2 separate regions of the Homo sapiens genome follow, and region 2 is linked to region 1. A link is an interaction called in ENCODE POLR2A ChIA-PET data of the cell type or tissue named here. Cell type or tissue: HepG2. All regions are shown on one strand. Links, peaks and the distances in the headings refer to the core of each region. The heading gives the core; the rest is flanking DNA.

What was found. Peaks named below come from ENCODE experiments on the same cell type or tissue, not always from the same donor. Only the 100,000 strongest peaks of a DNase experiment are listed, where the experiment ranks them.
Region 2: POLR2A ChIA-PET joins it to region 1 with 9 read pairs; 2 of 35 experiments call an interaction of 5 or more read pairs at or near these places.

Annotation. Positions count from the first base shown.
Region 1 is chr10:75,606,960-75,611,362 of GRCh38, reverse strand. All of the region lies in intron 2 of LRMDA (leucine rich melanocyte differentiation associated), which reads right to left. Among named protein-coding and RNA genes, the nearest start is that of MIR606, 57 kb to the right of the region's middle. In HepG2, for the core only: no CTCF peak of the experiment used is centred there; no DNase peak of the experiment used is centred there.
Region 2 is chr10:75,744,031-75,748,433 of GRCh38, reverse strand. All of the region lies in intron 2 of LRMDA (leucine rich melanocyte differentiation associated), which reads right to left. Among named protein-coding and RNA genes, the nearest start is that of MIR606, 190 kb to the right of the region's middle. In HepG2, for the core only: no CTCF peak of the experiment used is centred there; a DNase peak (open chromatin) is centred at 1,903.

The DNA.
Region 1 (4,403 bases), core at 218-4,217:
CAATAAAAAGGAAATGAAACCAGAGTCAAGCACTGGCAGCTACACACCCACTGTGGACTCCGATCAAGGTCCTGCTCACAGATCGACTTTACAAGCCCATGCCATTGTCCAACAACTGAGAGTAGATCAGGGCTGCACTTGCCTCCACAAACGCCCAGCTACACAGGACCTGTCCAGATCATCACTCCTAATGCCTACCTTCTGCCTCCAAAGGACACCAAAGAGGCAGGGCTTCTCTCTAGGGGTCCTTGCCCCTCTCACCCTGTGCTCCCCCTGTCTGAGTGCCCCACCAGCTCCAGCCTCTGCAGCAGCCTTCCCTGTCCCCAACCTCATACCACCCCAAACCCTGTAAGAGTAGAGGCATGCTGTCACCCAAGTCCACCTCCCCTCAGCAGAATAGTTCATTACTCCACACACATTAAGTTTCCACCAGAACAAGGCCAACTCAGGAAAAAGAAAAATTTACGACTCCCATCATTTGGAATTTGCGGTAAAATTTAGCCTACGTTGGGCCAAAGAAAGGGTTTGCTATGAAAGCTCACAATGTAAACAAGACTTGAGGGAAAAACATTCATACAAAGAGAATAAATGATTCTTAAAGGTTTCAGTTCAACAATACATTTTAGGGAACATGTATTGCCTATTATAAAGACATTAAAGAAAATACATTGTGTCAGGACTGGGGAACCTGGGCCTGCCTCTGCCACCCGAACATGGGCCAGTCCCATAAAGTCTCTGGCCATGATCACAGTTCCCTCATCCATGGAGTTGGACAGAGACTCTCTAAGGTCCTTCTGGCCACGATGAGACTATAAAATTAATATACTGTACTTTGTATATTTACATACATGAGTGTATGTGTGGTGTGTGTGTGTATGTGGGGGTGTGGTATGTGTTTGTCTATGTGGTGTCAGGGAGTGCTGTGTGTACATGTGGGGTGTAGGGAAGTATGAGGAGGAATGGTGTGTATGTTGTATGTGGGGGTGTATGATGTGTGTGGGGTGTGTGTTTGTGGTGAGGGATGTGGGAGGTGTGGTGTGTGTCTGTGTCTACATGAGTATTAATGAGGACTACTTCTCAATAGAAAGAATTTGCCAGTTATTTCAAAATATTTTCTATACTTAAAAGTGATAAAGCTGGAACTAAATAGTGGTGACAGTTGCACCACCTTGTGAATGTACTAAATGCCACTGAATCATGGCACTTTCAAATGGTTACAATGGCAAATTTTATGTTACATGTATCCTATCACAATTTTTTAAGTGATAAAGCTGTATTTCTTTTTTAAAAAATTAAGTATGTTCACCAGTTCGGAAGCTGTAATTTACCCAGTTTGTCCAAGTTAGCAGGATTTTGCAGTCCTAGAATATACTATACACTCCACCTAGAAAAGCTTCTAGTGTAGGTCTGAGATCTTTGGGATGTGCCACACTTGGGCCAAGTCCTGGAGACTGGGCATTCTTTCCCTTATTGGGCCAATAAAGTCTAACAGCCTCTTCTTCTCACTAGGGAGACTACATCCCTGCCTACTGAAGACCTTCTGGGCAAAAAGGGTGACTGTGGATGCCTGCTCCCACAACAGGACCACACAGAGCACGCATATCGCAGCCTGGTTCCACCTGAGGCTCACATCATGCTCTGTAATTGCAAGACTCATCATAGCACACACTCAGGGCTTCTCAGCTCGCCCAGGCTAGGGCTCCTTCCAATGCACTACACCTGTCCACAATGCTTACCACCTGGCAAAGTATTTTATTCTAATTTTGCAACTTTTTAAGAAAATGAAATGCTTACATCAACTTAATCAATTTTCTTAAAAGGGGAAAGATGCTGAATTCGCCCAAGATGCCACATTTACTCCTTCTAGAAGTAGGTGCTGGAGAGCAGAGATTGACCACTAGGAAGGCCAATGGACAATGGTATGGCCACAGATATTGTTCAAATGAAGCTCATTGGTGATTATTTCTTAAACGTCACTTTCAAAAACTAGAGTTTTAAGTTCCAATTAATTGCCATTGACAAGAACCCCAGTACTTGACACTTCACTCATGAACAGCCCTACAAATTAACAGTGTGGGTGTGGGTGTCTTTACAAAGCCCATTTCCAAGCAGCGGCCTCAAAGCTTCATACCAAGCCTCCTCAGGGAGTTTTTCTTTGGAGCCTCCTGTTTCTAATACTTTGGGCTTGATTCCTTGATTCTAACCCCACCTCCCAACCTAGAGAGTGCTGGCTGCATGCTAGCACAACCCTGAATGCTAATGACCTCAAGGGCAGCTAGTGTTCAGTTAGGTGCTGTGCAAGCTCCATTGTGGCCCGTGAACAAACTAGGGAGAGCTGATGAGAAGATGTACACTCTTTGAGAGTACGTGCAGGTGACGAGAGTGAGTATAGTGAAGGGTCACTGCACCAGACAAACTGTTGGTCGTGTTGAAGTTCTCTGGAGACCAAGGCTTGGAATGTGGCCCTTGATCAAGACAGGTGACCCAGGCAGAGACAGTAACCAAAAAGGGATTCTTTGGAAGAAACAGTGAACAGAGAGGAGCTAGACCCTGGTGTGAAGTGCAAACATGATCTGACTCATCAGCCTTATCCTCACTTAAAGGGTTATGCCCCCCACTTCACAGTTGCAGGCTCACAATATACCACTGCTTCCCAAACTAACCAACTCTGGATCTGTGTATAGCAGATGCAAAATAAACTTGTGGCCTTGTATGGCTCTTGGGTTTTGTTATTGTCAATATATACAATTTATATATATTTAAGGTATACAACATGATGCTTTAATATACATGTACATTAGTGAACTGAACATTATAGTCAAACTAATTAATGTAGTCTTCTCTTCACATAGTTACCATTTTTTGTGTGTGGTGGGAACACTTAAGATCTACTCTCTTAGCAAATTCCTAGTATACAGTGGTATATTATTAACTATAGTCACATGCTGTACATTTAGGTCTCCAGAACTTATTACATCCTACATAACTGAAACTTTGTACCCTTTGACCAACAACCTTCCCATTTCCCTGGCCCCCCATCCCCTGGTAACAACCATTCTAGTCTCTGCTTCTATGTGGTTGACTATTTTAGATTCCACATATAAGTGAGATCATGCAGTAGTCTTCTAAGTCTGGTTTATGTCACCATGTTCTCCAGGTTCATCCATGTTGCAAATGGCAGGACACCCTTCTTTTTTTAAGGTGGAATAATATTGCTTTGTGTATGTGTGTGTATATATATATATATATATACACACACTACAATTTTTGATCCAGTCATCCATCAATGGACACTTAGGTTGTTTCCCTCTCTTGGTTATCTGGGTATATATCTGATGGAAATAAAATCAGTATCTCAAAGAGATATCTGCACTCCCATGCTCATGGCAGCATTATTCACAATAGCTAGGATATGGACAATGGATTTTTAACCACTCCAGGCAACCACTTCATGTTTGGATACCTAACAGAAGCAACCAGAGAGCTGGTTAAAAATAGAAAATCTTGGGCTCCAAAAAAAAAAAAAAAAAAAAAAAAACCACTGAATCAAAATCTCCAGGAGTGGGGCCTAGGAATCACAATTTTTTAAAGTTCCTTGGGTGGTTCCAGTGCAGCCAGTCATTTGGAAATCACTAAGTCACCTCACTTGCTTGCACATGAGGAATGAAGACAGTGCTGTTGTTACAAAACCAAAACAAGGCAGTGATTCTCCCTTAAAAAGAAAAAGATGCTCATCTGTAATGCTTTAGCATTTGTTTACAGATAATTAAATGTGGAGGAAAAGAAGGTTAGGACCTGAGAAAATCATGTGTTAAAAACTAAAAGTGGAAGGGCCCACTATAAATTAGAGCACTACAAAATTATCACCTGTATCAATAGAAAAATATAGTTCAATATAAGAACATCCAAAGAAATACAGTATTACATGAAATGGCTTCCCATCTGTAGTAGCTTTAACATAACAGAATTAAGACAACAAATCTGCTGAGGGGAAAATATCATGTAGGTCAATTTTATTCATTCGAATCTAACAGACTAGAAATTTGAAGAAATTTTAACAAGCATTTACTTTCCTATCGTATGTCAAGAAAGGCCTTGTTCATAAATACAAGATAGGAAAGACTTTCAGAAGATAGTTAAAACTCAAGAGGACTGTTCTGAAATGTCTTGATCACTTTGGAAGTAACCATTTCTCTAACATTTTGTAATAAAATGCCAAGTATTTTTAACTAGTCATTAAAACTGTTCCGGGAATTTCTATTGTAGACTTTGATATCTAATTCAAGTGGCTGCATAAATTTGGAAGCTACAAAATCAATTTTCCATAAAATATCATTTGGGCTTCACTAATCCAAACTGGCCTCCTTCCTAATTAGGTTGAATTCATGGGATTTTATTGTAAT
Region 2 (4,403 bases), core at 112-4,111, 140 kb before region 1:
TTTGATAGATGTCTAAATTTTTTTCTTAAATCACTAAACAGGCCAGGCATGGGGGTTTACACCTGTAATCCCAGCACTTTGGGAGGCCAAGGTGGGAGGATCACCTGAGGTCAGGAGTTCAAGACCAGCCTGGCCAACATGGTAAAACCCCATCTCTAGTAAAAATACAAAAATTAGCCAGGTGTGGTGGTGTGTGCCTATAATCCCAGCTGCTCGGGAGGCTGAGGCAGGAAAATCACTTGAACCTGGGAGGCAGAGGTTGCAGTAAGCTGAGATGATGCCACTGCACTCCAGCCTGGGCAACAAGAGCAGAACTCTGTCTGGAAAAAAAAAATAGCTAAACAACAATAAAAGCCTGTTACTTAAATATTTAAGTATGATGATAAATAGCAAATGATAGCTCACAAATTTGAAGATGGTCGCCTGTGCAGAAAGGATTTAGACTAGCAGAGGGTGGGTCATGGCACTACTAGTTTTTTATTTATTAGGAGCCTTAAGCAAAACAATACTATTTGACTTTCTTAATGGTATTCTTGTTTTACTTTATTAAAAAAATTGATTTAATTTTTAAAAATCAATCCTAATAGCAATCTAGTGTAGAAGAGGGGACACTCGATTGGGACTCTGAAAACCTACCATCTACACACTCAGCCTGGGAAAGCTACTTGACTTCTTGGGACTTTTCTTTCTTCTCACGTAAAATGAAGGGCTAGATTCTGAAGCTTCCTCTACATCTAATTTTAGAACCCTATGACCCTAAAATATCTGATCATTTACAGATCATTTTAAGGAAAGGATACAGCATTCCAAGATCACCCAAATGGTGAAAACTCACAATTTATCACACAAAAAGTTAGACCAAAGATAGTGGTCTCACCAACACAGTAACTTAAGTAATCCCAGTTATCTCTTTAGGGGTAGTTACTCAATTGTGTTATTTCTTCTTCCTCTCAATATGGTCCCTATCGTATTTCATAAATTATAATTTTATGTATCACATTATTTTTTGCTTGTTAACCACATGTTTTTCTCAGAGATTCTTTCCTGAGTGTTTCCAATGCAGAGGCAAAATTTATTTGAATAATACCATAATTAAATCTCTTAGCGGCTGTATTTTATTTTAGAAGACAGGAATTATATTCGACTTTTTTTATTGAACTGTCATTTTTATCTTAACTGTGGCTTAACCTCGTAATCTAATTATTTTTTCTAAACCTACTTTACAGCTAATAAAAGATACGAAAAATTAAATTACATAATAAAGCATGAAGCAAGTGTAGCTATCATGAGACTCTCAGACTGAAAAACTAGCATGAACTAATTTATACTATTGAAGAGTTGTTTTTCCCCATATTAAAAAAGATTAAATAAAAAAAGAAACCTCTTTAAATGGAATAATAAATCAGCTACTCTAATTCCCATAGATATCTTCAGAACCACGGTTAAATCATCATCACAGAATACCAACTTCTCCATCACAGTAGAAAGGAATTACCCCAATAAGATCTACCCCTAAGATCTCTGTTTAAGGAAATTTATAAAAGAACAACTCCCTCTTCCTCTTCCTCCTCCTCTCACTTCCAAAGCTTCTAGTTTTCAACTCTAATATAATAAAAATTCTTTTTTCTTCCCTCTTTTCCTTTAGGATGTGTCCTAATTGTTTCTGTCTTCCATAAGGGCCATGTCAAAATATAAGCTCCCCCCCCAAAAATAGCACTCTCTACCCACGCACTCTGAGACATCTGCACAGATAAGTATTTGAAAAATGATTTTTATGATGATGAAATAAAATGTATTCACAGTGGTAATTCTTTGGGGCCATTAGGAATTCATTAAACAATGACTTAGCTCTAGAATCATCAAACCCTCTGACAAATATTTGTAAGAGCCTCTGCAAATAGGGACACCCACGCTACAAGGCAGCAGAAGCTACAAAAGTGTACGTGTGTCTCTCTAATTTACACTCAGATTTTCCTGAGTCCTGAACTAGAAGTTCTGATCTTAGCAAAGACAGCAGATAATCCTTTCTTCATGGTAGTTTGAACGAAAACAATTTTAAGTAGTTTTACGATTTACCCCTTAAGTGCAGTGAACCAAGACCACCAAACTAGTTTGCAGGGAGAATTCAGTGAGTTGGAATTGTATTGTTTCAGTTGTTTAAACCAAACACCTCTGTCAGTCTGAAATTAAATTATTTACGTAATGACCTCTTAACTAATGTTTGTGGAGCATTTACACTATATAAAACATGGCATGGCATTAGGTATGATGGGAGATACAGAAAGTACCAAGCCTGCTCCTGCTCCCAAGAGAAGAAATGTTCATCTAGCTGGTGGTGAGATGCCAGTAGGAAAAGAAGCTGAACACAGTAACTTCACAGTGCAGAAACCTCCCAAACAAATACCTTAACCAAGTAGTTGAGGTTAACATTTCTAGTGAGAAGCCAGGCTGGTATCATGTACCCCTTGAGATAATGTGATACCTGTGTGGTACTTTTCCCAAAATCCGTAACTCAAACAAATCATGAAATAACACATCATATGAAACCCACGTTGAGGCACATTCTACAAAATACCTGGCCAGTGTTTTGACTGTCAAGGTCATCACGAAAAAACAAAGAAAAGCTGAATTGTCACAGACCGGCAGAAACGAAGGAGACATGATAACTAAAAGCAGTGTGGCATTCTGGCCCCTGGGTTCGTTGCTGGAATAGAAAAAGGACAGAAATGGAAAAACCAGTGGAATCCAAATAAAGTCTGGAGTTTTAATCAATAATATTGTTCCAATGTTTTCTTAAATTTGACAAATGGTGTCAGAGCGATAGGAAATGATAACACTAGGAGAAACTGAAATTAGGTTAGGCGAATTACAGGAATGCTCTGTACTATCTTTGCAACTTTTCTGTAAATCTAAAATTATTCCAAAATATAGTGTTTTTAAAGTTTATTTTTAAAAGAAATGGGAAGATATAGGACACAGGGCACAAAGTTGCTGTAATGTAGAATGACTAAGTCTAGAGGTCTAAAGTACAGCATGAGGACTATAGTTAATAACAAAAAATTAAAAGATGCGAATCATGTTATGTGAATTTCACCCTGATTTTTTATGTATATGATGTGAATTTTGCCCCAATTTATATTATACACACACACGGAGAGAGAGAGAGAAAGAGAGAGAGAGATGATGAATAAAAGAAGATGAGTAACATGGGGGTATTAAAAAATCTACAGTTAGATTGCATCTTACAAAACTGACAATATTTGACCTTTTTCACCTATAAAACAGCATTTTCACATGATTCGACCTAACACACCTCTGTGGGCTTGGGAGACGTCATGATAAGATGGAGCTTATGCTGGACATGACAGTAACTGACATAGCAAAGAGGACACATTCCAGGAGAAGGGAACAGTGTGAGCAGAGTTGGGGACGTGCACAGTGTGGTCAGAGATGGGAGAGAGACTTGCCTGTGCCTGTGCATGTCAGCAGGGAAGTGACAGAAAGTACGCTGGCACAGGAAGGTCTTCAGGCAGGGAGATAGTTTAGGTATTCCTAAACTAGAGGATCTGGGCTCTGAATCTGAATACATAGCAAAGAGCCTGGCCCTCTCAGTGGCCAGGAATGTCCCCTGGAAAGGACTGCAGCCTCTAAGGGACAGTGACACATCAAAGTGCCTCAATGGCCACATTTTCAGGTCCCAGGTGAACATCTAGCATAACAGAAAGACGACCGAACTACAAATTGGCAGATCTAAGTCCTGATTCTGTTTCTGCCACTAATGGGGTGAGAAACCCTAAATAAGTCCCCTCCTTCTGTCTCCATCTCAGGTTTCTACCCTAAAGAGGAGGGGAGCTGGATAAGTTGGTCTCCAAGGCCTCTTCCAGCTCTAAAACACTAACTCTGATGAGGAATGAAATATATTTTCTGGCTCCTAGAAGCAACATGTGGTTCACTCAAGTAGACAGAATGATGCAAGGTCCATGAAAGCAAAAACACTGAGAATAAAAGGACTGTGTTTTTATACACAAGAGTCTATTCTTTTATGATACATGTCTAGACCCCTCTAAATATTTAAACAACAATATCATACCAGTATGAAACCTCTCTAAATCAGGCTCTGTGGTTAAGGAGGATATATGAACAGATGTGATCTTATTAAGGCCCTAATGTAACTCAAAAACAATTTGTCATATCTGACGGGTATTGTTAAATTATGTCCACCTGCCAGAGGCAACCAGAGAAATTACCAACCGCCTTTACTCTAGTGCTACTCAAAATTCTCTAAAAAGCTCCCATAGATGTGTCCAGGGTATGTATTTTTTAAAACAGTAACCTAATTGTCACCAACACACAACAGCCAATGTTTCACAATTCCTTTTCATGTATATTTTATTATGGGGCCC